6 separate regions of the Homo sapiens genome follow, and all the other regions are linked to region 2. A link is a loop called in an ENCODE intact Hi-C map of the cell type or tissue named here. Cell type or tissue: PC-3. All regions are shown on one strand.

Region 1 (5,000 bases), 140 kb before region 2:
CCAGGGGTTTCCTTTTTTAGGCTACTGCCCTCAGCAGTCATGTCTCTCTGAGGGCCAGGAATCTAGACTGAATTGAAGCTGGCGACATAATCCCTGGGTCACTCATGTCTTTCTAGAGTGACACTGCCTCCTGGAGGAAATCCCTGATGGTGCCTCATTTTTATTTCTTTTTTTTTTTTACATCCTCCGTGTCCAGTACCTGCTCATAGGAGACACAGTAAAGATATAGGTGTTGACCAAGTGCACATGGAAAACACATTGTTGTTCTGCATCAGTGATTTTAATTAAAAAATACGCCTCTGAAAGAAAGAAAGCTCACTGGTTTGTAGTCCTTTAAACAAAGTAATGTGATATTTAGTTGAGGTTTAAGTTATTGCACCACGTCTCTAGTACAGTTCAGTGTCTTTCTATTTTTAGACAAAGGTAAACCTTATTTTTGTTTCCTTTCAGAAGGGGTATATCCACTGAGACCAGAGGCCAAACTCCCTTTGTACTTTTCTTTTTATTTTATTTTTTTTGAGATGGAGTCTTGCTTCATCACCCAGGCTGGAGTGCAATGGCGTGACTGGAATCACTGCAACCTCTGCCTCCCGGATTCAAGCAATTCTCCTGCCTCAGCCTCCCGAGTAGCTGGGACTACAGGCGCACGCCACCATGCCCAGCTAATTTTTCTATTTTTAGTAGAGACGGGGTTTTGCCATATTGCCCAGGCTGGTCTCAAACTCTTAACCTCAATGATCTGCCTGCCTCAGCCTTCCAAAGTGGCATGAGCCATTACACCCCACCGAACTCCGTTTTTCATGAGTTGGTTTTACTCTGAGTTTAATTTTCTTCTTGTTGCAATGGTATGTCTATGTGAGACTTTCATTGCAGACCTTTTGCCACAGCCAGGATGGTCACACACAAATAGGTGCCTTTCCTCATGAAAAGAGAGGATACAGCTCTGTAGATTAAATACAGTCATGTGGGTTCTACCACAGCCTTCTCTTGAACATTGGCAAATATTTCTCTCTGGAGCAAGAGTTTTCATATATTGCTTAAGATAATCTTTGTGTTTAAAAATTTTCTGCCATATTCACATGTTATTTCCTCTATATGGGTTTTTTTTCCTCACATATTTCAGAAGTTCAACCCATGTTTTTGCCACAAAGGAACATCTCTTTTGACATCTAGCCCTCCTGAACCTCCGTGTGTCGTTTCAGCCTGCTGGGTCAGGCAGTATTTCCCACATCCTTTCTGGGTTCATTGGTATGCTGGCACTGATGGATTTTCAGCTACTGATCCTTAAAGATCTTTTTACAGCCTTCAAAATTGCATATATGTTGTTTGCTGAATCTCATCTTTGTGTTCAAAATATTTCTTCAAGTTTGATTTTGTGTTGAATTTTCTGTCACAGCCACTAGTGCATAAACAGCTTTTCTCCCATATGAATCAGGATGTTGTGACTCAGGTGGTAGACCCTGAGGAAAATCTTGCCACACCCTTCATAGTCACAAATGAATGGTCTCTTCCTCGTGTGCTTGCATAGGTGCTCTTCAAGCATCTGGACCTTATTGTAATTGGTGCTACATACAGTCCTGGAAGGAGCAGATGAACTTCTTAGAGAGTGCAGGGGAAGGAGGGGACAAGGGAGTGGGACTGGTCTCTAGCGGGCCACGAGAAATGCCTAGGCAATGCTCAGGGGTGACAATGCCTCGGCACCCACCCAGATCAGGTATGCAGCCACATGGGTGCACCAGCATATGGACCCAACACACAAAGCCAGCTACTTCCAAGAGCTCATTCTGGTGCCACCAGGCCCTGGCCTGTAAACACTTATTTCTGACCCACTAGTTTCACAGAATCATCATATTATATAATTTTCCTATTGCTTTTCCACCCCATACAAGACCTTCTGGGGTTATCTCTTTAAAAAATTAATTTGAAAAGGCCCTTTTTCCCATTTTCAAAATATTTGTTGATCTAACTGTGGTATTGAAACTGCCTTTGCAAAAATTGTAACAGTGAGAAAATTATGATGTGAAAGAGATCTCACCTAACTGACTCCATCTTATTTCCAACCTCCAAACTGCCCTTGTTCATTCCTGGGCAAAGGCCAAACTAACTTTTGGGAGGACTTCAGTTTGTAGTTTAACTTTGAAACAAAGATGATAACAGCCCTTTCCAGAAATGAATGTCCTTCTTGCCTGGGGACCAGATTGCCTTTGTAAGACGAACAAATTGGCAACAAGATTAGAAATTTTGGTTTAGGAGTCACTCAGCCAGGGGCCACATGATTCCAAACCTCCCCAGTCGCTCCTAGGGATAACATCGCTATTGTAAAACCCAAGATTAGTGCTTGAAATGTTTTTCAGACCCTAAAATTCTGATGCACCAGCTAGCACCATCCAGGCCAGTAATCTGGCTAAACCAGTTCTGCAATCCTGTCCAAAAACCAAAGACAGCAAGAAGAACCCACTTTGACCCCCTGTGATTTCATCTCCAACCCAACTTCTCAGCACTCCTCATTCTCTGGCCCCCTACCGGCCAAATTGCCCTTAAAAAACTCCAATCTCTGAATTTTCTGTCTTCTGTTTAGCTGGCTGTGCATGAATTAAACTCTTTGTCTATTACAATTCCTCTGTCTTAATAAATTGAGTTTATCTGGGCAGCAGGCAAAATGAACCCACTGGGCAGTTACAGTGTGACTTGAGCAATATACCTACTCAAATGTATCTACTGTAAATACTTTGAGTCTCTAGCTCTTGGTTTATTTTCAGCTAATTCCACAGAAGCTGGGATTGTTGAAAGACCTATCTTTATTTAGTGAAAAACAATAGAAACCAAATACCCTGGATCGAGTCAGGATAGAAAAATCTAAAGCTTAGCCCTTATATCCTGTATCAGGTATCTACTAATTCTCTCCTCCTCCAATTTTGTCTTGGCTTACAGCTATTGTTAGGTAATCTGACCCTATGTAAGCGCTCAAAGATGAAGTTGTATAAGTGGCAAAATGCAGAGACTTACAGGTGTGCCCTCTTGAAAGACATTTTAGTAAATACATGTGTGGTTTCTGGCTCCTATTGTTATTGAGGCCAGGCATTCCTGCTCCCATTGGTACTGCCATGAAGTACAATGTTTGGTTTCCATTTCATCTATAAGCTATAAACTCCATGGTGAACCTCATTATACTCAAACTTGTATTTCCGTGCCTAAGGTGGGCCCTGGCACATAGGAAGGTTTATTTCCTTTTAGACTAGAAGAATTTATTTCAGTTTTGTTGTTTGTTTGTTTGTTTGGTTTCACCACCGATATGGTGGTTATAAATTCTCTTATTTTTCTTTCCCTGATACTCTTATTTCACCTTCAATAATGAAAGACATTTTTGCTGAATGCAGAATTCCAAGTGGACAAGCTTTTCCCTTGTACTTTATTTATTTATTTATTTTTTTAGTTTGATTATGCTTTTTAATATTTTTTCTAGGTTATTTAATTTATTGGTGTACATTTTTTCTTTTCTTTTTTTTCATTATTTATACTTTAAGTTTTAGGGTACATGTGCACAATGTGCAGGTTAGTTACATATGTATACATGTGCCATGCTGGTGCGCTGCACCCACTAACTCGTCATCTAGCATTAGGTATATCTCCCAATGCTATCCCTCCCCCCCACCACCCCACAACAGTCCCCAGAGTGTGATGTTCCCCTTCCTGTGTCCATGTGTTCTCATTGTTCAATTCCCACCTATGAGTGAGAATATGCGGTGTTTGGTTTTTTTGTTCTTGCGATAGTTTACTGAGAATGATGATTTCCAATTTCATCCATGTCCCTACAAAGGACATGAACTCTGTTTCACTGTCTTGTGACTCCCCTTCTATTGCTTCTTATGAGAAAGCAGCCATCATTTTAATTGTTTCCCTGTATTCAATGTGTCATTTTTCTTTGTCTTCAAATATTTTTCTTCCATAGTTTGATTATGATGTAAATAGGAGTGTTTTTTCTACTAATTCTGTCTAAGCTTCATAAATTTGTAACTATATGTTTTATGCCACGTTTAGGGAATTTGGGCCATGATTTTCCTCTCAATTCTCTCTCTCGTCTTCTTTCAGGTCTTCAGTTTTGAATTGTCTCACAGATCCATAGGCTCTGTTAATTAAAATTTATTTCTCTGCCTTCTTCAAATCAGATAATTTCTATTGACTTGTAAGTCCATTGTTTCTTTCCTCCATCATTCCATTTGGTTCTTAAGCTTACCCAGTTAATTTTATATTTCAGCTGTTTTGTTTTTCAGTTCTAGAATTTCTATTTGGGCTTTAAAAAAATAATCTCTTTTCTTCTGCTGAAATTTCCCACTTTTTATTAGCTGTGAGCATATTTTCCTTTTTACTACTGAGCATCATTTTAATATACAGTTTTAAATAATTGTTGGCCAACATCTGGGTCATCCTAGCTTGTTTTCTATTAATCTTTCTCCTATGAATTGGTCATGTTTTCCTGCTTCTTTGAATGTTGTATAATTTTTTTTTTGAGATGGAGTCTCGCTGTGTTGCCCAGGCTGGAGTGCAATAATGCAATCTCAGCTCACTGCAACCTCCGCCTCCCAGGTTCAAATGATTCTCCCGCCTCAGCCTCCTGAATAGCTGGGATTACAGGAACCCACCATCATGCCCAGCTAATTTTTGTATTTTTGTAGAGATGAGGTTTCACTGTGTTGGGCAGGTTGGTCTTGAAGTCCTGACCTCAGGTGATCTGCCTGCCTTAGCCCTCTAAAGTGCTGGGATTACAGGTGTGAGGCACTGCATCCGGCCTGAATGTTGCATAATTTTGGATTGCATCCTCAATATTGTGAATGATGTGTTGTAAAAATTCCGGAATCTGAATGTTCCTCTGAATAGTACTGATTTTAAGCATATATTTAACTTTTATAGAATGAAACTGTAACACTGTATTTCCACTGTGATGAGTGTAGCTGAAATTTTACTTCAATTCCTTTAACTTTAACTAATTTGCTTTGAGTCTT
Region 2 (5,000 bases):
TCATCATCACTGGCCATCAGAAAAATGCAAATCAAAACCACAATGAGATACCATCTCAGTTAGAATGGCGATCATTAAAAAGTCAGGAAACAACAGGTGCTGGAGAGGATGTGGAGAAATAGGAACACTTTTACACTGTTGGTGGGACTGTAAACTAATTCGACCATTGTGGAAGACAGTGTGGCGATTCCATAAGGATCTAGAACTAGAAATACCATTTGACCCAGCCATCCCGTTACTGGATATATACCCAAAGGATTATAAATCATGCTGCTATAAAGACACATGCACACATATGTTTATTGTGGCACTAGTCACAATAGCAAAGACTTGGAACCAACCCAAATGCCCATCAATGATAGACTGGATTAAGAAAATGTGGCACATATACACCATGGAATACTATGCAGCCATAAAAAAGGATGAGTTCGTGTCCTTTGCAGGGACATGGATGAAGCTGGAAATCACCATTCTGAGCAAACTATTGCAAGGACAGAAAACCAAACACCACATGTTCCCACTCATAAGTGGGAATTGAACAGTGAGAACACTTGTTCACAGGGTGGGGAACATCACACACTGGGACCTGTCGTGGGGTGGGGGGAGGGGGGAGGGATAGCATTAGGAGATATATACCTAATGTAAATGACGAGTTAATGGGTGCAGCACACCAACATGGCACATGTATACATATGTAACAACCTGCACATTGTGCACATGTGCCCTAGAACTTTAAGTATAATTTAAAAAAGAAAAAAGAAAAAAGTTACAAAACCTTTTTCTCAAAAAAAAAAAAATTTAATCTAAATAGGGATTGAGTACCACAACTCAGTATCACACCTTCCTGAAGTTTATCCATTTTCTGTGACTTACAACCTCTTCTGCATCAGTGTTCATCCTTCCTTCCCTTCCAATAAGGGCTTGGTATATACTCATTGATCACCAAAAATTCAACCCTTTAACATTATATTATTTTATGGATATGTTAATTATTGTAATGAAAAACTTCAAATGTATAAAAAAAGATTATATAAGGAACTCCAAATTACCTATCTCCCTGCTTTAACAATTATCACATAATCATCTTATTTTGACTATACCTTCTCCCCCAGATTGTTTTGAAGTAAGTTGTCTTATCTGTAAGTATATGTTGCTTTTGCCAGTATAACCAACTCTGTTTTATGTTTGTTCCTTGGGTTCTTTGTGCAATTTTCATCATTTGATTTATCAGTTCCTATTCAGGAGTTGTGTCTTCTACTTTTGAACTTGCCGTGTGCATCTCATCATGATTACACCTTGCTGGAATTCAGTATATGTGAAGTATGATGTCTACGTACAAAAACCCAGAATGGAGCCAACAGGAAAAATAAAACTCTGACAACACGGTTGAGAGAAACAATACCACAGTCACCCACCTGTGTGTTGAAGAAAATCTTTAATCTTGTGTAGAATGAATGTTTAGGTAATTGGTTGGCTAATAGCTCCTCAGAACATTGAGGGGTATATAATTTTTGTATTATATACTACTTTAAAATAGGAAAACCCATTACCAACCACATCTTATATACTAGACCAAAATTTCTTAGTTAATGGATTTGCATTTTATCTGCTAGGAATTTGGAACTACCACTTAAGACTAAGACTATTGCGAAGTTTCTGTGACCACATCACCACTCTGTTTCTCAATCTTCTTGGAGGTAACAGATTCTTGTTCAACCTGCTGACTTACTCTTTCTTACCCTTAAAGCAATAGCACCACCCTGTGGCAAGATTTAAAATGTTTCCTCACACTGGCAAATACAACTTCCATCTTACAACTTTAAGATGCCAAGTGACTCTAGCGGACTGGTGAAGTTTTGGGCCTCTTCTCATATTAAAGTTTTTAAATGTATAAAATACAATACATGGAATTACAAAGGAAATCAATTATATGAAAATACTGTTGTGGTCAGGTGTCCATGGAATCTAGTTAGGAAGCCATAATACAAGACTGGGAACATGACATTTTGGTTCCTTCAGAAGCAACTCCTCTCTGTTCTCATAATTAAGGATCATTATTCTAGTTGAGTTTGCAGATAGGCTTTCAGGAATTACATAATGGTTTTGGCTCTATCTCTATAAGTATTTATATGGTTTATGAGAAAGGAAAGGTTGTTGGAGACAGTAGGGGAGTTTATAAAATAGAAAGCATCTACACAGTGAAAACATGTTGGGTTTTGTATCTAGGTCCTTTAAATTATTGAAGTTTAGATATTCTTGCCAAAAAGGAAGGATAGATTCCACAGAGTGCTCCTGAAAGGGTAGTCTCAAGGCATAAGGGCTTATCCTGAATGCTTTTATGAGGCTTACAAAGTAAAGCAAACTCGACAATTAATGTTATTCAGCCCTGCTGGGTAAATTTGCTCCAGATGCCTCAGAATTAAGTTCCCTCCAAGGGCTAATGAAGTAGCTCTAGGTGCCACTAGAGGGCACTGTGAGGACTCTGTTGCCAGTTAGGTGAGAGGAGCTATTGGACGGCGGCCCCCTGGAATGGGAACTCAAGGAAGAGGCAGGAAGGAGAGGACTCAAGGTGCAGGAAGGAAGATAGTTAACATTGCAGATCTTAGTTTATAAGTAAATAGTAGTAATAAAGCCTTACCAGATATTTCAGGCTCCCCCATCTACTGAGTACATGGTAGGACTGCACTTCTTAATCCTCCTGTAGTGGGTAGGACCATATGATTGGCCCTGGCCAATATCCAATAAGTTGTCAGCAGGGATGGTATGTATCTCTTTTCTCCTCCTTCTCCTCCCTCTTCTTCTCCTCCTTCTTCTTTTTTAAACTTTGTAGAGACAGGGTCTCACTATGTTTCCAAGGCTAATCTTGAACTCCTGGCCTCAAGCAATCCTCCCGCTTAGGCCTTCCGGAATACTGGGATTACAGACATGTATCTGTTCTGCACCAAGCATTGAATTGTTGGTGCCAGACCCTCCAGAGTTCTCTTTCCCCTTGACATAAGTACTAACAATATTCAAGATGGTAGCTACTCTGTCAGCCTGGGTCCCTGAGTAACTACAATGGGCAGAGTCCCCCTGCTGATCCACAGTGGACAAGTAACATGATTCAAAAATAAATCTCATCTAAAACCACAGGCATTTGGGGATTAATGCTTACTGCAGCAGAGCATACATAACTTTGATTATCACAGCTAGGTACTCAACCAAGTATTTGCATGTTCAATCCTCTCAATATATTTATTTTTTCCTTTTTTCAGATGAGAAAATTGAGGCTTAGAAACTGTAAGGACTTACCCAAGGTCATGGAGCAAGGTAAGTCCTTTGACCTTATATCATGCTTCTTAATTACTATGTTATACTACATACCAAGACCAGTTAGAATCTGTGTTACATGTTCCCAATAAAGAAAGGAGAAATTCATGGAGCCAGAAATGCAAGAGGAAGGATCACTGAACCTAGCTTCTAGCCTATGGATCTTGAGTTACCCTCAATATTTAGCAGATAAGAGTGCTGCCAATCTCTCCAATAACTTGAACTGGATTTGTCTTCTTTCTCCACAAACTCTCCCCTGGTTTTGCAAATCTTCCACCCAGATCCCTTGCCTCCAGTTCCTCCCTCCTCCAGTCATCTCACTTCTCACACTGCCTTCCACATCATCTTTTAAGTCATCATCTTAGCTCCCACCAGGACCACCTAGGGAGCTTTTCAAATACACATGCATAATTCATGCAGGGCCTGAGCAAGTATTTTTTTTCATATGTGGCTACAGTAGAAGACCCTAATATGAAAGACTGATTTTCATGTTTCTATACTATCAGGTCCCAGTTAACCTTTTCTCACTTATTGTCCACACAGTGCTCCACAGGTCATTTACAATAGAGATTATTATCCCTTGAATAAAACATTAAGAATATATTTATGTCCCCAGGCCTCTGCTCCAGTTGTTCCCTTTCCGTGAAATTTCTTCCTCATCCCCATCGGTAAAAATTCTACCATCGCTCAAATGTTTCCACCTTCATGTAGTACCCCCTTGCTGTCCCAAGTCACAATTCAGACTTGATTCCTTGGGCTCTTACAGTATTCGGCTTCTATCTGTACCAGAGTTTTGATAATTCTGTCTTTATTACATTTATTTATACATGTCTGTCTTCCCCACTAACCTGTCAACTCCTGAAGGGAGGGGCCCAGTGTTTTGTTTTTGGTTTTTGCCCAGTGTTTTTTTTGTGGGGGGGGGGGGGCGGGGGGCAGGGATTGGATTTATTTATAATAAGAAAGGCTGAATTGAGAGCTTACTTTTTTTTCCTAAAATTTAAAACAGTACTAGTAAAACCTTACCCTCCTCAGCTGACCTTATTTCAGGTATAAGAGTACAAAGCTTCTAGGTAAGCTGCTCTCATGATGTAAGAGCATGACTGATAGCACCAAGCCTGTTTAAATTCACTGAGAGCCAGGAGAGGTCACATAGCAGAGGCATCTAGTCTGAGCATGTTTTCAGACTCCAAGTATTTCCAGTGTTATTTTGTCTTGGGATTCCACAAACTACCTCCCACAATGCTTAATATCTAGCAAATACTCATTATACTTTCAAATGCAACTTACTTTGATGAATTTATGTATTTATTCATTTATTCCACAAATATGTATTGGAGTGCTGACACTGAGTGCTTACTTTGAGCGAGTCACCAGAGACACAGACAAAATGTCAGCCTTCATTAAGTCTACATTCTAGTGGAGGAGGCAAACAATAAACAGGATGAGTAGGTTATATACGTAGTATGTTAGAAGATAAGTGCCAAGGGGAAACACAAAGCAGAGATGGTAGATGAGCATCAGTTTGAGTGGTTTGTGTGCACATTAAAGTTTGAGGAGCTGTGCTCTAAATGGAGCCATCTTTACAGGGATTCTTTGCAGAATAATGAATGGAGATACATGCCAGATCCCAAAACAACTATTTTAGGAAGCAAAGAGATCCCGGGTCAGTTTCTTGAAAATTCAGAGCCAAA
Region 3 (5,000 bases), 170 kb after region 2:
GGCTCTCATCTCCTTTGCAAAACTTCTTGAACCACCACTGCCCTGTACATTCGTTAGCAGTTCCAGGGCCAAATGCATTGTCGATGTTGCAAATTGTCTCTGCTGCTTTATAACTCATTTTGAACTCGAATAAGAAAATCACTTGAATTTGCTTTTTGTCCAACATTTCCATAGTCTAAAATAAACATACAACAAAGAACAAGTGATGTCTTTAGCAAAAATACATAAAGTGAGAAATGCCCATTAAAATGATGTATAACATAACCACATTTATTTAAGAATGTATTTAATATCAAACAGCAAAGTCCGACAGTGCAAAAATCACAGTTACTTTTGCACTCACCTAATAATTGACCCCAGAGCTGATTCTACTTAACATCATGATCTATCTTGGACAGCCCAGAAGCATTTCAGTGGGACACAACAGTCACCTTTGCTCACCAGCTCTCCATAGCCATTGTGAACAAACAAAACAAAGAAAAAAAACCCCACCGGAATATGACAGTCCTAGCAGCTCAAGACTTAGATTAAATGACCTCTAAGGTCCCCTTTCCCATAATACCTGAGGACCCATTCCTTTCAGATCCTGTGATTTTTCTGGTTTCCATCGTGAGCTATGGACAAAGGCTGTCCTGTGTAAGGGCAGTACCAACCCACCAGATACTGGATAGTCACCACTGAAAATGGTAAGGGAGAAAGAAAACAAAGAAGGGTTGATCTTTATTAGGCAAGCCAGGGAGAGCCTATCTGTAAAGGAGGGAAAATTTAAACTGAGACCTAAATGGTAAGAAGCAGTCAGCCATGAAAAGATGGAGAGAGAGCATTTCAGAAAGAACAACCAGTTGGAGACCTTGAGGCAGAACAATAGACCATGACTTAGACTGAGTTCCCAGAGTGGAGGCTATCTCAGGGAATTTTGTGCAAAAATTGGGAAGGATATAAGCCCCTTGTGTCAATAGATTTGGAGAGAGCAACTCCAACCTGAATTTCAGGGTTATGCCTGAAAATCCCAGAAAGTCCTGGTGGTGAGTACTAGTCTACAAAGAGGGATGCAGTTCTGAGCTGAAAAGTCCATTGCACTGAGCTGGGTTCTATAATAGCCTGGCCCATATATGACTGGTGGCAAGACCACAGAGGAGGGAGTACTGACCTGGATCTCAGGGCAAGGTGAAGTTCCCAGGTCTCATTCAAGTTCTCTGGTGATGTGAGCTGACTTGGGGATTGAGTGTGCCCTGGCATTCTTCCAGGGTGGAGACAACAGGCAGCTGGCATCATCCCCTCCCCCAGAGGATGCTACAGGACCAGACTCAGCATGCTGGGCACACAATGGCCAGTCTGGGAACATGCTCTCCAGCTTGTTTGAGATATTTTTTGGTGGGTGGGTTGGGGGACAGTCTTGTTCTGTTGCCCAGGCAGGAATGCAGTGGTGTGATCTCGGGTCACTGCAACCTCCACCTCCTGGGTTCAAGCGATTCTCCTGCCTCAGCCTCCTGAGTAGCTGGGACCACAGGTATGCACCACCATGCCCAGCTAGTTTTTGTATTTTTAGTAGAGACAGGATTTTGCTATTTTGGCCAGGCTGGTCTCGAACTCCTGACCTCTAGTGGTCCGCCCACCTCTGCCTCCCAAAGTGCTGGGATTACAGACGCGACCCACTGCACCTGGCCCTTGTTTGTTCTTTGAGCTCAACGAGGGAGACCTGACCAGCTCTTTCACAGGCATCCCTTTGGGTCTTTGAGTGGTTTGCAGCTTCTGAGGTGCCTGGCCCTTTCAGGGCTATGTGAACAGGATAAGCTGGCGATCGCTTCTTCAAATAGGGGTTCCCTGGGCACCTCAACTTGAAAAACCTACCACATCCTGTTTCCCGGAAGCCCCCTAGAAGTTCCCTCTAACTAGGCTCTTAGTCTCTGTTTTTGAGCCGGCCTTGGGCCTCAGAGTCCACACCAAAGCCAGCCCAAGTCAGGCCCTACCTGCCTTCATTTTCAACACTTCCAAGTGGCTTCCTTTTCTCCCCTGGCAATCTAGTCCCAAACTAACAGCAGGAGCTCTAGAGTCCAAACCACTTGCACTTCATCTCTTCAGTGTGTGTGACCTTGGGCAAATCTCAAACCTCTGAAAGCCCCAGTGCACGCATCTGAAATGAAAGGGATAATAGCAGCATCTGCTTCATAGGTTCATGGTGAGAGTTAAACGAGATCCTGTTGGAAGTGCTTGGTACAGCACGTGGCACAGAATACGCCTAGCAACAATAGTGTGAACTGTTACTGTGAGGCAGCTCAGCCCCCACACCAGCCCCAGGGTTAGGATTTGTACCTGCTAGACCTTGCTGGCCACTGACTGGTTCTCTGCTGCCACCTAGTGGGCTTGGCCACCTGGCATCACAGGCCCACCTCATGAAGGGGCCAGAGATGCCTCTTTGGCATCTGCTTACAGTGCTCAGGAGCCAGAATCCTCTTGACTCATCCTGCTTGGGGCTTAGGCCCTCTTCAGTGCTCCCCACAATATTGTGAGCTTTTGATCTCTCACACACCCCGCAGAGGTATTGCTACAAACGAGGGTTGATAGCCGGCTGCTCGGGCTTCCGCTTTCGGTCCCCGCTAGCCATGCGTCCACTGTGTTCCCTTTTGGGAAGGCTACAAGCCCCTGGCTCAAAAGATTTGGGGAAAACAACTTCTACCTGAACTTCAGGGTTATGCCTGAAAATCCCAGAAAGTCCTGTTGCCCTTTCATAGGAGGAGCTGAACAAACAGAACTGGCTCTTCAGAAGGCAGAGAAGGCAAGGCCACATCCCAGTCACTACTGAGTCCTCACCCCGTAAGCCTCACAGGTGCCTTGAATCCCAGCTCTCATTATTATCTGTGAGACCTTGAGCAAGTTAATTAACCTTTCTGAGCTATTCCGTCTTCATCTGCAACATAGGAATAGGGAATAATTACAGAATTGCTGTGAGAATTAAATGAGATAACATATGGGCCGGGTGCGGTGGCTCATGCCTGTAATCTCAGCACTTTGGGAGGCCGAGGTGGGCAGATCACCTGAGGTCAGGAGTTCAAGACTAGCCTGACCAACATGGAGAAAACCCGTCTCTACTAAAAATACAAAAAAATTAGCCGGGCGTGGTGGTGCATGCCTGTAATCCCAGCTACTCAGGAGGCTGAGGTAGGAGAATCACTTCAACCTGGGAAGTGGAGGTTGCAGTGAGCTGAGATCGAGCCATTGCACTGCAGCCTGGGCAACGAGAGTGAAACTGAAAAAAAAAAAAGAGATAACATACGTCAACTCATCTAGCACAGTGCCTGGCAAGTTGTTCATTGAGAAAGGCTAGTGCTTCTGCGAATTCCCTGTGAATGTACAAACAGTTCGGAGGGGGTGCCCAGTCCTTGGGGTGAGCCTATGAACTCATGGCCATGGCTAATTGTTAATCAGCTAACAAGCGCTTGCTGTGACGTAAAGAGACCCAGGACAGAGAGGTTCTGATGGTGAGGGGATAGTGGCGAGGTAGAGAAGGGAATAGAATCGAGGCATGGCTAGGCAGGGGTCGAAAGGGGAAGCCCCAGCAGCCAGGAGGGTGGAGGAAATGGAGGACCACAGGGACTCCCTCCTCCCTCAGACACCCGAGAGCAAGAGCTGTGGCCTGCTGGCCTCGGGCTGGCCTTGAGTGTGGCTCCCTCTCAGGAAGCAGCAAAGGAGGCTTCATCAGTTCCCGGGCTCTATTAGGAAAGGGGTTCCAGGTGAACACGGGCACAGAGCTGGCTGAAGTCTTGAGAACATGGCCCAAGTCTCGCAGGTGAGCAGAGAAGAGCACTAATAAATCAGAAACGTGGTAAATCCCATGGCCATTTGTGACTAGTCACAGGAAGGTTGAGATTACAGGAACGGATTAAAATGACCTTTGGAGTGGAAAAATATTGAAGAGTCAACACCAGGGTTCACTACAATATCTAATAATGCTAGAGCCACCCCAGATTCTTGTCTAGGGTACAGTGGGGGTATTGGTACAGAAGAGGCTTGAGAGGAAGATGGGCTGTGTTTGTGTCTGGAAGGTAAGTAGGGATCACCTTCATAGGCATGAGATGAAGGCCAGTCCAGTGGAAGTTAAGTAGGCATTCACCAACCATAACTTCGGGTGAGGACGGGAAGGTGACATCCCAGTGGTTTAGGGCTCAGGGCCCCAGACCGGTCTGGTGAGCTTCAGGGAATTGTGAGTCGTTCCATATGGCTGGAGCTCCAAGTGCAAGAAAGGGAGTGGCAGGCCTGAGGCCCCGGTCCTGGGCGCCACAGGGCCTGGAATACCACGCTGAGCCTTTGGACTGATCTTGTAGGCTGTGTTGAGTCACAGAACGGTTTTAAGCAGGGAAAAAAATGGGTTGACCAGACTTGCAGTAAATCTATTTTCCCGTGTCATGAAGATATCTACCTCCCAGGTGGCCATGAGGATTACCTGTATTGTTGTGTGTGAAAACATTGTGTAAACTGTAAATCATACCAATGTGAGATCTAGAAGCAGCAGCTTATACCTGAATGGCAGGGCTCTGGATTGGTGATATGAAGGGACAAAAAGGAGAGAGACTGCGCTCTGGGTTCTGATTTTTATTTAAATGCTTGCTCCAGCATTGACTGGCCGTGTGTTTTTGGTGTGTAAGACTGTCAACATCAGTCTCTTTATCTGCAAAATGGAAACCTAATAATTCTTTCTCTCAGGGAGGGTGAGGCCTAGTGTGTCTGGCATGGAGCAAACCCTTGTGTCAGTCCAGGTTCTTTGGTTGTGAGCAACAGGAACTCTGGCTACTTAAGAAAATTAATGGGAGGTTATGAAGGTGTCCCCAAAACTATAGAAAAATATGAGCAAGCCTGTCCCTAAGAAGGAATAGGGGGTGGGTGCAGTGGCTCATGCCTGTAATCCCAGCAGTTTGAGAGGCTGAAGTGAGAGGGTTGCTTGAGTCCAGGAGTTCAAGACCAGCCTGGGCTGCATAGAGAGATAGTGAGAACCTGTCTGTACA
Region 4 (5,000 bases), 260 kb after region 2:
TTAAAGCTTATCTCTGGTTATTTAATGAATAATCCATTACATCTACATTTCTGTTCTTTTCGCACATTAAGGACAGCGACAGTCCTGAGTTTCCTTTTTCCCTCTTGGTTTTTGGCTGCATGCCAAAAAGGTGGCACCATCATGGCAGATTGGAGGCATCTGTCATTTTCTAGGTTCTCACCTGCAATGGAAATCTCCTAGAGTTAGTGCTTTGTTTACTAGATGTTAGAGTATGCTAGCACCTGCTGATAAATTTTCTTCAGGGGCTGTTAGGTAATACTGTTAAAAATAAAGTTAGTTAAAAACACCTTTCCACCACTAGAATGAATTTGTAATATTTCTGTGTTTGTGGTTTGTGTTTCAGATTAACTTCATCTACCTTGCCAAGAGCACAAAAAAAACCATGCTAACTTTAACTTTGGTATGTGCAATTACATTCCTCCTTGTTTGCAGTGGAACATTTTTTCCATATAGCTCCAATCCTGCTAATCCGAAGCCAAAGAGAGTGTTTCTTCAGGTGAGCAGTTTTGCATGAGGTATTTGAGATCTGGAAAGGAAGCCCTGTGTGTTTTGAGCTTCAGTAGTGAATAGCAAGCGCAGCTGACTTTTCTGCTGTTGACCTATTTAGTCATACTCACCTTTTTTGTGTGTAAGGCAGTGAGGAGAAGACTGACTGTCAAGAGGCATTCTTATCAGCTAGACATATATCTCCCAGGAGACTGAATTGGAAATGTTTGCTTGTTTTTATTACTATTCAAATTATAAAACTGCATCTATTTGGAAAAACAGGAGCAAATATTTATTATGGAATAATGAGTTTTTAGAAATATAGATTGTAAAAATGTATACAGGCTGAGTAAAATCTAAACTGTCAACTGGCAAAATAAAATTGATGTTTAGAAGTGCTAGTAAAATTAATCTTAAGTAACATTCAAAGTGATATGTGATAGTGAAACTATAACTTAGAAAGGGTTTAATAAAGTGAGTTTTAGGACTTACTTTCTTTTCTCTTTTTTTAAAATGGAGTCTTGGTCTGTTGCCCAGGCTGGAGTGCAGTGGAACGATCTTGGCTCACTGCAACCTCTGCCCCCTCGGTTCAAGTGATTCTCCTGCCTCAGACTCCCAAGTAGCTGGTATTACAGGCGCTCGCCACCACGCCTGGCTAATTTTTGTATTTTTAGTGGAGACAGGGTTTCACTACGTTGGCCAGGCTGTTCTTGAATTCCTGACCTCAGGTGATCCACCCACCTCGGCCTCCCAAAGTGCTTGGGATTACAGGTGTGAGCCACCACACCTGGCCAGTTTGAGGACTTATTTTAGATCTCAACTTTTTCTTCAAATTTTTTAGACCTGGTACTATAAAGCAGTAAGCCTCAATTCTAGTCATCTCTGTTAGAGATGGCTAAATTGTTAGTTTTTCTAAATTGTTTTTAAAAGTTCTCATACTACACAAATTATCTTATGCCTTATACCCATCCCTTTCTCATGTTTGTGAACACATACTAACATATTGTATATTTTGCATAATTCTTATTTGTATTTTATACTCTGTAAGTGAAAGATCCTGCTTCAAGATAACATATACCCTTAAGGGCAAGAGTCACATCTAACCTAATCTAGCCAAACAGAAATGCCAGAGGAATTATACCTAGATAATTATTCAAGGACTTAAAAAATTAAAAACACTTAGGAGGTTTTGAAAAGGGGCCAAATAACAATTCCTTGTTATAGTCCTGAAGGACACTGTGATAAATTTTATGTGAGATTTTACAATTTGTAAAACCTTTAGTGAAGAACGGATTTTTTTTTAGGAGGTTCAGTGTGTTTTTCATGATGTATTAAGTTTTATAATTATGTCAGTAATACTTAGGAAAAGCAGGATTTTTATTTTTAAAAAGTCATTTTCTGATTTGTTTGGGGGTTCTCTTCCACTGTGCCAGAAGTTGGCAAACTTTTCCTGTAAAGGACAAGATAATATTTTGGGCTTTGTCAGCAATACAGTCTGTTGCAGTGAAACAGAGCGAAAGCAGCAACAGAGTATACCCAAACAAATGAGTGTGGCCATGTTCAAATAATGGTTCGTATATAAAAACAGTCAGTGGACAGTTTGCCCTGTTGGCTGCAGTTTGCCGGCTCCTGCCCTATGCAGTGTTTTTTTTTGTTTGTTTTTTTCCTGATTGGTATTCTTCAGGCTGGTTTCTGCCGTGAATAAAGTTATTTCAAATGGAGCACGGTGCCTTTTCATAGAATTCTGTTAGGCACAAGGCTGTCATCTAGTGGTGAGCTGCAATTCCCACTTTTCTCTGCACATGAATTAGCTTCATAAAACACTAATAGGGAAATGAGTGTGTATGTATATATGTGCTTAGGATGTATTTGTTTTAAATCCTTATCTAAAAGCAGCTCTAACATTAACGTCTTTTAAGTCTGAAATAGTAAGTTTCAAAAACATTTTATAGGAATCCTAAATATATTTGGAAGATACAATAAAACAATAATCTATATATCTATTTTCCAGTTTAAAATAAAGAACGCTAGCAGTACCTTAGAAACTCTCAGTGTCTTATTCACTTGCTCCATATCCACATCATTTCTTGGTATTGTCATACTCCATTTTTGTAATCTGGGGTGGGAATGTGGGTGTACTAGTTGAAACAGTTTTTTCACTAGTCTTTTTTTTTCAGCATATGACTAGAACATTCCATGACTTGGAAGGAAATGCAGTTAAACGGGACTCTGGAATATGGATCAATGGGTTTGATTATACTGGAATTTCTCACATAACCCCTCACATTCCTGAGATCAATGATAGTATCCGAGCTCACTGTGAGGAGAATGCACCTCTTTGTGGTTTTCCTTGGTATCTTCCAGTGCACTTTCTGATCAGGTTGGTTCATTATTTTTCTGCTTAAGGTTAGTTTGTTCTCAAGTCTTGTCACCATATCAGTACTCTTATCATTTAAACTGCCATCCTTTAATATACAAGTTCAGTGGTGTTTGTACTATTTTTTCTATCATTATGAAACTTTTTTTTTTTTTTTAGTGGAATAAAGCACTCAGAAGAGTAGTTTTGTTTTTTCAAATTTTAAAAATCTTTTCTCTAGAAACCTGAGTGGTTAGAAAAGGTGGCCCTTCTAACTAATATAATAGCCAATAAGCATCTATCTCAAAAATTGTGGCCGGGCACGGTGGCTCATGCCTGTAATCCCAGCACTTTGGGAGGCCGAGGCGGGTGGATCACCTGAGGTCGGGAGTTCGAGACCAGCCTGACAAACCTGGAGAAACCGTGTCTCTACTAAAAATATAAAATTAGCCGGGCATGGTGGTGCATGCCTGTAATCCCAGGTACTCGGGAGGCTGAGGCAGGGGAATTGCTTGAACCCGGGAGGTGGAGGTTGCGGTGAGCCGATATCGCGCCATTTCACTCCAGCCTGGGCAACAACAGCAAAACTCTGTCTCTCAAAGAAAAAAAAAAATTGTTTTCTCTGGGAAGATTTTATAGCTTGGCAGTGAAGGACTGGATGAGAAGAAATAGGATGGGTGGTGGAATCAAGATCACCTAGGTTACTCCTTTGTTCTTAACATTGGGAAGGTTTTATTACAAAATAACCTAAATTTGTTGGAGTTGGCATTGCTTATCATGTCTGTCAGTTTATTTTCATACCCAAAAATGTGTTCATATATGCTGAACAGTTCTGTGAGTTACAGATAGCCATCAAATAATAAAGCACCCTAAAACTGAAGCTTCCTTTCTAAATAGGAAAAACTGGTATCTTCCTGCCCCAGAAGTTTCTCCAAGAAATCCTCCTCATTTCCGACTCATATCCAAAGAACAGACACCTTGGGATTCTATAAAATTGACTTTTGAAGCAACAGGTAAGTCATATAATAGTTTTTTCTCCCCTCCTTTATTTCTTAAACTTGTTAATAAGTGGCATGTATGTTTTTCCCTCAGATATATCACAGGAACCAGCAACTTAGGAAGAGCCTGTGATGTTTCTAAAATCAATTGAAGCTGGTTATGACTTCTTTTTTTTTTTTTTTTGAGATGGAGTCTCGCTCTGTCGCCCAGGCTAGAGTGCAGTGGTACGATCTCGGCTCACTGCAACCTCCGCCTCCTGGGTTCAAGTGATTCTCCTGCCTCAGCCTCCTGAGTATTTGGGATTACAGGTGTGTGCCACCATGCCTGGCTAATTTTTGTATTTTTAGTAGAGACAGGGTTTCACCATGTTGGTCAGGCTGGTCTTGAACTCCTGACCTCATGGTCTGCCTGCCTCGGCCTCCCAAAGTGCTGGGATTACAGGTATGAGCCACCACGCCCGGCCAAAGCTGGTTATGACTTCTTAACAAAAATTTAATAGGCCAGGCATGGTGGCTTATGCTTGCTACTCAGGAGGCTGAGGTAGGAGGATTGCTTGAGCCCAGGAGTTCAAGACCAGCCAGGGCAACATAGTGACATCCCGTCTCTACAAAATTAAAAAAAAAAAAATTAGCTGGGCATGTTGGTGCATGCCTGTAGTCTTAGCTACTTGAGAACTTGAGAGGCTGAGCTGGGAGAATCACTTGAGCCCAGGAGGTCAAGGCTGATAGCACCACTGCATTCCAACCTGGGTGACAGAGCAAGACCCTGTCTCAAAAATAAAAATTATTTTTATTTTTTGGAGCAATGTTAAGTTTACAGAAAAATTAAGTAGAAATTATAGAGTTCTCATATCCTGCCCCCCGATTTTCCTCTATTAATGTCTTGCATTAGTATGGTGCATTTGTTAAAACTGATGCACCAGTTTTAACACTGATATATTATTATTAATCGAAGCCTGTTGTTCCCACTCGGGTTCATTCTTCGTGTTGTGTAGTTCTATGGGTATTGAAAAATGTGTGATGCCATGTATCTACCATTACAGTATCATACAGAATAGATTTACCATCTAGAAATGCCCTGTGCTTCACCTATTTATCTCTCTTTTCTTCCCACTCTCCTTAGCAACCATTGGTCTTTT
Region 5 (5,000 bases), 250 kb before region 2:
TAACATTTAAATTGGTGGAGTTTGAGTTAAGCAAATTGCCCTCCATAATGGGGGTGGGCCTCATCCAATCAGTTGAAGGCTCTAATAGAACAAAGACTGATTGAGCAAGAAGGAACTCTGCCAGCAGACTGCCTTTGGTCTCTAATTGCAATTCTTACCTAAGTCTCCAGCCTGCTAGTCTATCTCATCCAATTTTGGACTCACTAAGCCTCCATAATCACATGAGCCAATTTCTTAAAATAACCCTCCCTTTCTCTCTATCACATCTTGTTGGTTCTGTTTCTCTGGAGACCCCTGACTAGTACACAAAGTAAAAGGTTAGGTAAGCTAGGGGACTTCAAAATGATTAACCTACCTTACAAATGAAAAATGGAATGAAAACAAATGGAAAAATAATTAGTACACTACTATTCTTCCCTCTGTCCCTCTCCCACAACTTCCACTTCTCTGAAGCCTTGACAAATGCAGGGACTAATTCTGTTTTCTGCACCGTTGTATCCATGTTGTTCACTATAATTTTTGCCATATCCTAGGCTCTTGTAAGTATTTTTTTGGCTGGATAAATGAATTGTTAGGAGTCTTAATTGTAGAACTGGGGGAAGGACTCATGCTAGTGTCACAGGAGCATGAAATTCAATGCAATTCTGATCAAAGTCTCAATTGTGTATTTAAGCCCTAAGAGCTAATTTTAAAATTCATATGTAAATGCAAAATATCAAGAATGGACAAGCCATTTTTGAAGAAATACAGGTTGGGAGGCTTGCTATACTGGAATCCTGGGTATTAGGATTTATAAAGCTACGTGTTCAAAGATAGACAAATAGATTAATGGAATAGAATAGAGAGTAAGAAATAGATCTTTGCATATATGGAAACTTAAAGCAAATCAGTGGAGAAAGAGTAGATGTTTGAATAAATGATGCCAAGGAAGTTGACTATCCATCCATGTGATAAAAATGAATTCTAGGTGCATTGATTTATTTTTTTAATTAAAAAACATTTTTTGAGACTGAGTCTTGTTCTGTTGCCCAGGCTAGAGTGAAGTGGCGCACTCTCAGCTCACTGTAACCTCTGCCTCCTGGGTTCAAGCGATTCTCCTGCCTCAGCCTCCCGAGTAGCTGGAATTACAGGCACCTGCCACCACGCCTGGCTAACTTTTGTATTTTTAGTAGAGATGGGGTTTCACCATGTTGGCCAGGCTGGTCTCAAACTCCTGACCTCAAGTGATCCACCTGCCTCAGCCTCCTGAAGTGATGGTATTACAGACGTGAGCCACTGCACCCCTTGTAGGTACATTAAGATTTAAATGTGAAAGACAAAATTATGAAATTGTTAGCAATGATATAGAAAAATGTCTTAATGACTTGAAGTAGGAGAGAATTTCTTAAATAAGAGAAAAAAGGACAAACCATAAAGGAAAAGATTCATAAATTCAACTCTATTAAGAATTTTTATTTACCAAAATACAGCAAAGAGAATGAAAACACAGGCACAAACTGGGAAAAGACATTTACAGTTGATGTAACTGACAAAAGGTCAGTACCCAGGATATACACATAACTTTTATATATCTTTTTCTAAGAGTCAATAGAAAATGGGCAAAACCTTGAATAGGCATTTCATAGTAGAGGAAAGCAGAATAGCCAATTAACCTATTAAAATATTCTACCTCATTAGTAATTAAGGAAATGCAAATTAAAACCATAACATAATACCATGTTACCCCACCCATGAGACTGGCAAAAATTAAATCTAACAATAAATAGTGTTGGTGAGAAGATGAAGCAAGAGGAACACATATACTTTGAGTGAGCATATAAACTGGTATAACCACTTTGAAAAAAATGTGGCATAAAAATGCTTATACCAACCATGATTCAGCAGTCCCACCCCCTAGAGAAACACTTGCACATTTGCACTGAGAGACATGTGAAGGAAGTGCAGGAATGTTCATAGCAGTGCAGTTTGTAATAGCAAGAAATGGAAACCAACTCAAATGTTTATTGACAGGTATAAGCCTCCCTGTTCATGAACAAGGAGGAAGGATGTTATGACTATCCCAACTGTTATATAGTTCATGAACAGTGTCTGCCATTTCATCTAACAGGAAAATTCAAAATAAATTGTTTCTTAAACTCAAGAAATGTTAACATGGTTTATTATGTTCCTTCTTTTTCCTTCCACTTTAAAAATAATTCACAAGCATTTAGGGATAAAGAGTACAGCGTCAACAACTGGCTATAAAAGAGGAATAATTTGCTGAATTGAATCTCTGCATTTTGGCAAGTCTAGAGTGGGAGTATACATGAAAAGATTTTTAAAGGCAATTTCAAGACTGACTTTGAGATCAGTTTGTCAGTCTCTAACTTGCATACGTACTCCATCTTCCTTTTGAAGCTGACTTACACCCTGGTAAAATGAGAACACAAAGGCCACGTGGAGGGTGTGGTCAGTTGTTTCTGCAATGGTAGCAGGCTAATGCCTGAGAGGACTACCTTTCTCTCATAGCTGAGCCTACTTCAGTAATTAATGAATAGAGCAGCAGTTGTAGGAATTGTTCATTTACCATCCATCAAATTATAACAGCTTTTCTAGTGAAGGCAGCAGTGTCAGGGTGAATATTTTCTCCATGTAGCTCACATATTTAAGAGTGCCCTTAAGAAAACCTAATTTTATCCACATCGTTAAAAGAATTGAATCTTACTCGTCTTTATTTATGCTCCAGATAGAAGCTATATTTCTATGTTTTTTAAAAGAAAGAAAGAAAACTCTAGGGGGAAACAGGGAGACGGGGAAGGGGAGGAGAGTCATGTTTCATATTCTAAAGAAAGAAAATATTGGAGACATTTTAGGTTGTTGTATTATGCAAAACAATAAACCCCAAGCAAACAGTCAAATACTGGAGGGGTCAGACACACTTGGCTTCTAAACCATTGTGCTTTGGGATGCCGAGCAGCAGATTCTTTTTTTCTTTTTTTAATTTTATTATTATTATACTTTAAGTTCTAGGGTACATGTGCACAGCGTGCAGGTTTGTTACATATGTATACATGTGCCATGTTGGTGTGCTGCACCCATCAACTCATCATTTAGCATTAGGTATATCTCCTAATGCTATCCCTCCCCCATCCCCTCACCCCACACCAGTCCCCAGTGTGTGATGTTCCCCTTCCTGTGTTCATGTGTTCTCATTGTTCAATTCCCACCTATGAGTGAGAACATGCGGTGTTTAGTTTTTTGTCCTTGTGATAGTTTGCTGAGAATGATGGTTTCCAGCTTCATCCATGTCCCTACAAAGGACATGAACTCATCATTTTTTATGGCTGCATATTCATGGTATACACGTATTCCGTGGTGTATATGTGCCACATTTTCTTAATCCAGTCTACCATTGTTGGACATTTGGGTTGGTTCCAAGTCTTTGCTATTGTGAATAGTGCCGCAATAAACATACATGTGCATGTGTCTTTATAGCAGCATGATTTATAATCCTTTGGGTATATACCCAGTAATGGGATGGCTGGGTCAAATGGTATTTCTAGTTCTAGATCCCTGAGGAATCGCCACACTGACTTCCACAATGGTTGAACTAGTTTACAGTCCCACCAACAGTGTAAAAGCGCTCCTATTTCTCCACAGCTTCTACAGCATCTGTTGTTTCCTGACTTTTTAATGTTCACCATTCTAACTGGTGTGAGATGGTATCTCATTGTGGTTTTGATTTGCATTTCTCTGATGGCCAGTGATGATGAGCATTTTTTCATGTGTCTATTGGCTGCATAAATGTCTTCTTTTGAGAAGTGTCTGTTCATATCCTTTGCCCACTTTTTGATGTGGTTGTTTGTTTTTTTCTTGTAAATTTGTTAAAGTTCATTGTAGATTCTGAATATTAGCCCTTTGTCAGATGAGTAGGTTGCAAAAATTTTCTCCCATTCTGTAGGTTGCCTGTTCACTCTGATGGTAGTTTCTTTTGCTGTGCAGAAGCTTTAGTTTAATTAGATCCCCTTTGTCAATTTTGGCTTTTGTTCCCATTGCTTTTGGTGTTTTAGACATGAAGTCCTTGCCCATGCCTACGTCCTGAATGGTATTGCCTAGGTTTTCTTCTACAGTTTTTATGGTTTTAGGTCTAACATGTAAGTCTTTAATCCATCTTGAATTAATTTTTGTATAAGGTGTAAGGAAGGGATCCAGTTTCAGCTTTCTACATATGGCTAGCCAGTTTTCCCAGCACCATTTATGAAATAGGGAATCCTTTCCTCATTTCTTGTTTTTGTCAGGTTTGTCAAAGATCAGATAGTTGTAGATATGCAGCATTATTTCTGAGGACTCTGTTGTGTTCCATTGGTCTATATCTCTCTTTTGGTACCAGTACCATGCTGTTTTGGTTACTGTAGCCTTGTAGTATAGTTTGAAGTCAGGTAGCATGATGCCTCCAGCTTTGTTCTTTTGGCTTAGGATTGTCTTGGCAATGTGGGATCTTTTTTGGTCCCATATGAACTTTAAAGAAGTTTTTTCCAATTCTGTGAAGAAAGTCATTGGTAGCTTGATGGAGATGGCATTGAATCAATAAATTACCTTGGGCAGTATGGCCATTTTCATGATATTGATTCTTCCTACCCATGAGCATGGAATGTTGTTCCATTTGTTTGTATCCTCTTTTATTTCATTGAGTAGTGGTTTGTAGTTCTCCTCGAAGAGGTCCTTCACATCCCTTATAAGTTGTATTCCAAGGTATTTTATTCTCTTTGAAGCAATTGTGAATGGGAGTTCACTCATGATTTGGCTCTGTGTTTGTCTGTTATTGGTGTATAAGAATGCTTGCGATTTTTGCACATTGATTTTGTATCCTGAGACTTTACTGAAGTTGCTTATCAGCTTAAGGAGATTTTGGGCTGAGACGATGGGGTTTTCTAAACATACAATCATGTCATCTACAAACAGGGACAATTTGACTTCCTCTTTTCCTAATTGAATGCTCTTTATTTCCTTCTCCTGCCTGA
Region 6 (5,000 bases), 53 kb before region 2:
AAATTTGTGTTCCTAAGTATCAAATTTAACCACAAGTTCTGCAGCCCGAAGGAGCTAGCAGCTGTTAGCAATCTAGCCTCTAATCAGATCAGCTGTGATCTGATTGGTGGCATCACAGATGAAAAAGATATGATTTTCTTCAAACACTGACACATCTAAGGTTTCTTTTTAAATTTGTATGAATTTAAGGAGTACAAATGCAGTTTTGTTACATGGATATATCGTGTAGTGGTGATTTCTTGATCATTGATGATTTCAGAAAAGAAACTTTTTTTTTTGCTTGGTGTTTATTTAAATTCTTGCTTTTTAAATATGATTAACCCATCTTACATGAATTCTTACTAACCTCATTTTTGTCATCTGTTCTCTTGGGGCTACCTATCACTCCCTTACTTCTAAACAAAGTTAATGTTTTTATTTATATGATTATCTGACTCATGTCTGATCTGACACAGAACTATATTCACCATGACATCAGTGATCATATTCTGCTCCCTTTGGAATTCCCCAAAACCTAGCACAGAAAAAGTATTAGAAAAATATGTGCTGAATAAATGAAGAATGAATGAATGCTTTTATTTTTGCCAAGAGGTAGTGTAGTCTTGGAACAGGAATCAAAATCCTTCCATTGTAATCATGATTCTGACAGTGGCTAGCTAGTTACGATACCTGTGGCAAATGCATCTGAATCTGTTTTTTCACGAGTAAAGGGATAAAATAAAAGCTACCTGACAGTACTGAGTAAAAAAATGCCATATGTTGACATTGGAGACTTTCTAATGAATCTCTGTGTACGAGGTCGCATTCACTGCCCCGACTTTGGGTCAGAACTCATAAATCCCCTCCCTGTGCATGCTGTGTGTTATGTGTCTTTCCATCACAAGTGTCTACGTTCATTAAAGAGGAATAAAATACTGCATTATTTGCATTAAGCAGATGGTACAGAACCACTACTCAGAACAGTGAGAGAAGGAGCAGGAAACAAGGAGTCAGGGAAGCTAGTATTCCAACCTTAGGGCTTGAGCCCCAGCCGAAAACTCCATCTGCAAACAGCCACTGAGCCACTGAAGCAGACAAAGCTGGAAGGCTATGAGCACCATTTCCATCTCCCCTTCTCCAGCCTCAACAGCGTGAGTAGATATTGGACTGCACAGCAGCAGCTCAGGCTTTCTGAGTCTACCAGGGGTGCCCATCTTGGGGGAGATTTTGAACACTTCAAGCAAGGATTATTTGCAAAGAATATAAAAACAGAAAGAATGCAAGGAATGGTAACATAAATATCTCAAGCCAAGAGAAGTTTGTTCATTTTAAGAAAAGAACTCAAATAATACAAGGTCAGGGAACAACATGTAGCCAGGCTGTAGCTGAAAGTTATATAATCTTTATCTTGAAAGTTAGAACAAGCTTTGTCCAGGAGGGCAGGGCCATATGATAAAGTCAGTGGTGCCTGGGCCCATGGCCCATACCTTCAGTAGGAATCCATATAGGGAATATGTAAAAGGGATTCCAGACAGAGAGGTATGGGTAGCCAGGCAGCCCAGCCAGACTTTGTTGTCAGAAGATCTGGCTTCTAGGCATAGCTCTGCCACTTAGCTGTGTAACCTTAGGCTCACATCTTCACCAATTCTCATTTTCCTTAATGTGTAATGGGGATGATAATGGGACCCACTTGGGAGACTTACGAGGAAGATTAAATCATATATATAGTGCTCATCATAATCCTAGTTCATAGTAAGCTCTTAATAATTACAGATTATTACAATTACTGTAACTGTAAAACCCATGCAAATTTATGAATATCAAGATTGTTCACCTGGGCTTGGAGGCCCATGCCTGCAATCCTAGCACTTTGGCAGGAGGATTGCTTGAGCCCAGGATTTCAAGACCAGCCTAGGGAACTTGGCAAGACCCCATCTCTACAAAACATTTTTAAAAATTAGCCAGGTGTGGTGGCTGTAGTCCCAGCTACTCAAGAGGCTGAGGTGGGAGGATCAATTAAGCCCAGGTGATTTGAGTCTGCCGTGAGCTGTATTTACACCACTGCACTCCAGCCTGGGTGCCAGAGCAAGACCGTGTCTCAAAAGAGGCCGAGCATGGTGGCTCACGCCTGTAATCCCAGCACTTTGGGAGGCCGAGGTGGGCAGATCACGAGGTCAGGAGATCGAGACCATCCTGGCTAACATGGTGAAATCCCGTCTCTACTAAAAGTACAAAAAAAATTAGCTGGGCATGGTGGCAGGCTCCTGTAGTCCCAGCTACTTGGGAGGCTGAGGAAGGAAAATGGCGTGAACCCGGGAGGCAAAGCTTGCAGTAAACCGAGATCACGCCACTGCACTCCAGCCTGGGTGACAGAGCGACACTCTGTCTCAAAAATAAATAAATAAAAACAAAAGAAAGTTTTTTTAAAAACAAAAATAAGAAATATTAATTTATTTCTGTCCCTCAGTATTTGCATTTTAACAATGGGTTTTTCAAAAAAGCAAAATCATCCATGTAAGAACTACTCGTTACTCTGAGATTATGTTCTTCCTGAGTTTTGGTGGTTGAAATATTCTTTCTTTAATGAAATGCTACTGGGTACTTAATGCTATCACTAGACAAAATAAAAAGCAATCAACTCTAAGTCAGTTGCCACAAATAGAAAATTTTACCAGTCTGTGGAATACAAATGTCTTGGAGCCACTGGAGTCATGGCAAGGTGGAAAAGAAATGTTGGGTCACATTTCATCTTGTATCATCCTCCAAATACCATTACAATTTGGAACATTCTCTTAGCCTTGAATTAGGAGTTGGGAAGAAAAAGGAATGAGAGGATATCAATTCCTCAACGTGTCTTTCCTTTGCATTAGAGGTCTATTTTCAAACAAGTTTTACATTAAGTTATTGTCTCTCAGCTACCCTTCTCTATACACTTATGCAATTCAGGCCTGGGACTCAAAACATCATTTTTAGCTTTGCCAGCTGCTCCAGTTAGGCTCTGTCACTAGAGGGTGTTACAGAGGGAGACAGCCAGGCTGGAGGAGAGAGAAAGGACAGGTTCCTTTCAGTTTGTTCCCTATAGGCTTGTCAGCTTGTGGTTTCTGTAAGATCACTCCAGGAGTGCTTCTTCACCCATGCCGTTCCATAGCAGCAGCTGATTCCAATTTGCAGTTTTTGCAACTTTCGCAAAAACAGCTTCATCATGCCCCCACCTCATAGACACAAGTGAGCTATAAATAGTGCCCTGTCCTCAAAGGTTTCAGTGGCAGGCCCACAGGGCTGCTTATCCCAGCTCACAGCCAGCACAAGTTGTGGGGCCCTTTCTCAAAGTTTCTAACTTCTAATAAATCCAAGCACTTCCCTCTGCTATCCCCAGCCCCAGGAGTGGTAGCTGCTTCCTGCAGTTGCTATCTCCATGTTACTTTCATTGTTGTTTTTTTGTTTGTTTGTTTGTTAATTTAATCCTTTCAGTTACCTAGTTACCAACCATTCCTTAAAGTCTCTATGTTCAAGTAACTGGTGTAGCTTCTGTTTCCTGCTTGCACTCTGATAGAGTATATATAAATCTATTTTCAAGAAAGCTTTAATTTTTTCAAATTTGTATACTAAAGGGTTTATTTTAAGGCTTAAACAATAATTGTAGGGAAGTCTTCTAGACTACTCCAAAATAACCAATTAAAAAAATACAGCAACTTCCAGGGAACACTCAATTTATTTTGAAAATAACATTTTCAAAGTTATTCTTTGGGTGTTGAAAAGCAAATAAGTCCTATCCAACCCAAAAGAAACCTACTAGTTATTTTCCTCCAGGAAGAGAGAGAGAGAGAGAAGTTAATTTTTATTTGTATAAATTTAGGGAGTACAAGTACAATTTTGTTACATGGATATATTGAGTGGTGGTAAAGCCTGAATTTTTAGTGTATTCACTGCTAGAATAATATACATTTTACTCACTAAGTAATTTCTTACCCTATGCTTTCTTCCCACGTTCGGAATCTCCAATGTCTATCATTCCACACTGTATGTCCATGTGTACACGTTATTTATCTATTACTTAAAATTTTCTTTCTGCTTATCAGGAAGTATATTTTAAGCTGAAACATATAGGCACCAGCCTGATAAAATTTGGAGGGATGTTCATGTACACTAAAGTGTGTTTAGTCCAGAGAATTTTCTCTGCCCCAGAATTTACACACTTCATTCTCTGCTATGTTCTTATCATCACAAAGCATTTCTCTATTATTCAGTAGGCAGAAAAGTTCACACCAATGATGATCAAAGGCAGGAAATGGAGGCATAAAGGGCTAGGGCTAAAAACCAACTTTTATGAAGTACTTGCTCTGTTCCAGGTGCTATCTCATGTATCTTTTCTAGCAACCCAACATTGTAGGGATTGATATTCCCATCTCACAGATGAGCACAGTGGGACTTACAGGGATTAAATAACTTGTTCTGGGGTGTGGAATAAGCGTCAGAGCAGAGCCAGGATTCAAAACCAGCCCTGATACCTTCAAATTTTCTTATCTTTTTGATTTTTTATTTATTTTATTTTTTTTTAGAAAACACTACCTTGCATCCATAGGACCCATGAGCATAAAGGAAGGACATATGACTGCTTGCCTGTCAATTCTGGGAATGAAGTGAAATGCTGTGAACAGTTACATATTTGCTGCCTGTATTAGTCAGGGTTCTCTAGAGGGACAGAACTAATGGAATATATATATATATATATATATATAAAGGGGAGTTTATTAAGTATTAACTCATGCAGTCACAAGGTCCAACAATAGGCCATCTGTAGGCTGAGGAGAAAGGAGAGCCAGTCCCAGTTCCAAATCTGAAGAACTTGGAGTCTGATGTTTGAGGGCAGGAAGCATCCAGCATGGGAGAAAGATATAGCCTTGGGGGAGCTAGGTCAGTTTCTCTTTCCATATTTTTCTGCCTGCTTATATTCTAGCCACGCTGGCAGCTGATTAGATGGTGCCCACCCAGATTAAGGGTGGGTCTGCCTTTCCCAGCCC

What was found. Hi-C counts contacts between places; a loop is a spot of excess contacts. Peaks named below come from ENCODE experiments on the same cell type or tissue, not always from the same donor. Only the 100,000 strongest peaks of a DNase experiment are listed, where the experiment ranks them.
Region 1: it touches region 2 in a loop (6-fold over the local background); 8 of 110 quality-filtered maps call a loop at or near these places.
Region 3: it touches region 2 in a loop (13-fold over the local background); 98 of 110 quality-filtered maps call a loop at or near these places.
Region 4: it touches region 2 in a loop (8-fold over the local background); 21 of 110 quality-filtered maps call a loop at or near these places.
Region 5: a loop joins it to region 2, with 8 times the contacts of the local background. A loop is called at or near these places in 83 of 110 quality-filtered maps.
Region 6: it touches region 2 in a loop (8-fold over the local background); 17 of 110 quality-filtered maps call a loop at or near these places.

Annotation. Positions count from the first base shown.
Region 1 is chr9:6,192,639-6,197,638 of GRCh38, reverse strand. It overlaps the pseudogene GTF3AP1. Among named protein-coding and RNA genes, the nearest start is that of IL33, 21 kb to the left of the region's middle. In PC-3, CTCF peaks have their summits at 130 (motif pointing left) and 2,513 (motif pointing left); a DNase peak (open chromatin) is centred at 1,478; H3K27ac peaks cover 2,944 bases.
Region 2 is chr9:6,052,160-6,057,159 of GRCh38, reverse strand. No RefSeq gene overlaps it. Among named protein-coding and RNA genes, the nearest start is that of RANBP6, 39 kb to the right of the region's middle. In PC-3, CTCF peaks have their summits at 1,762 (motif pointing left) and 2,462 (motif pointing right); DNase peaks (open chromatin) are centred at 1,749 and 2,479; H3K27ac peaks cover 1,746 bases.
Region 3 is chr9:5,883,644-5,888,643 of GRCh38, reverse strand. It overlaps a transcript of BRD10 not described here. Among named protein-coding and RNA genes, the nearest start is that of MLANA, 4.7 kb to the left of the region's middle. In PC-3, a CTCF peak has its summit at 2,353 (motif pointing left); a DNase peak (open chromatin) is centred at 2,353; H3K27ac peaks cover 359 bases.
Region 4 is chr9:5,796,693-5,801,692 of GRCh38, reverse strand. ERMP1 (endoplasmic reticulum metallopeptidase 1) reads left to right here. Exons shown (of 15, transcript NM_024896.3): 11 at 365-517; 12 at 2,685-2,887; 13 at 3,761-3,876. Among named protein-coding and RNA genes, the nearest start is that of ERMP1, 34 kb to the left of the region's middle. In PC-3, CTCF peaks have their summits at 2,085 and 2,284 (motif pointing left); a DNase peak (open chromatin) is centred at 2,252.
Region 5 is chr9:6,299,502-6,304,501 of GRCh38, reverse strand. All of the region lies in intron 1 of LOC107987046 (a long non-coding RNA gene), which reads left to right. Among named protein-coding and RNA genes, the nearest start is that of TPD52L3, 26 kb to the left of the region's middle. In PC-3, no CTCF peak of the experiment used is centred here; a DNase peak (open chromatin) is centred at 1,901; H3K27ac peaks cover 1,747 bases.
Region 6 is chr9:6,105,211-6,110,210 of GRCh38, reverse strand. No RefSeq gene overlaps it. Among named protein-coding and RNA genes, the nearest start is that of RANBP6, 92 kb to the right of the region's middle. RefSeq lists enhancers at 2,700-3,200, 3,403-3,452, 3,201-3,701. In PC-3, a CTCF peak has its summit at 2,994 (motif pointing right); a DNase peak (open chromatin) is centred at 3,010; H3K4me3 peaks cover 291 bases; H3K27ac peaks cover 2,536 bases.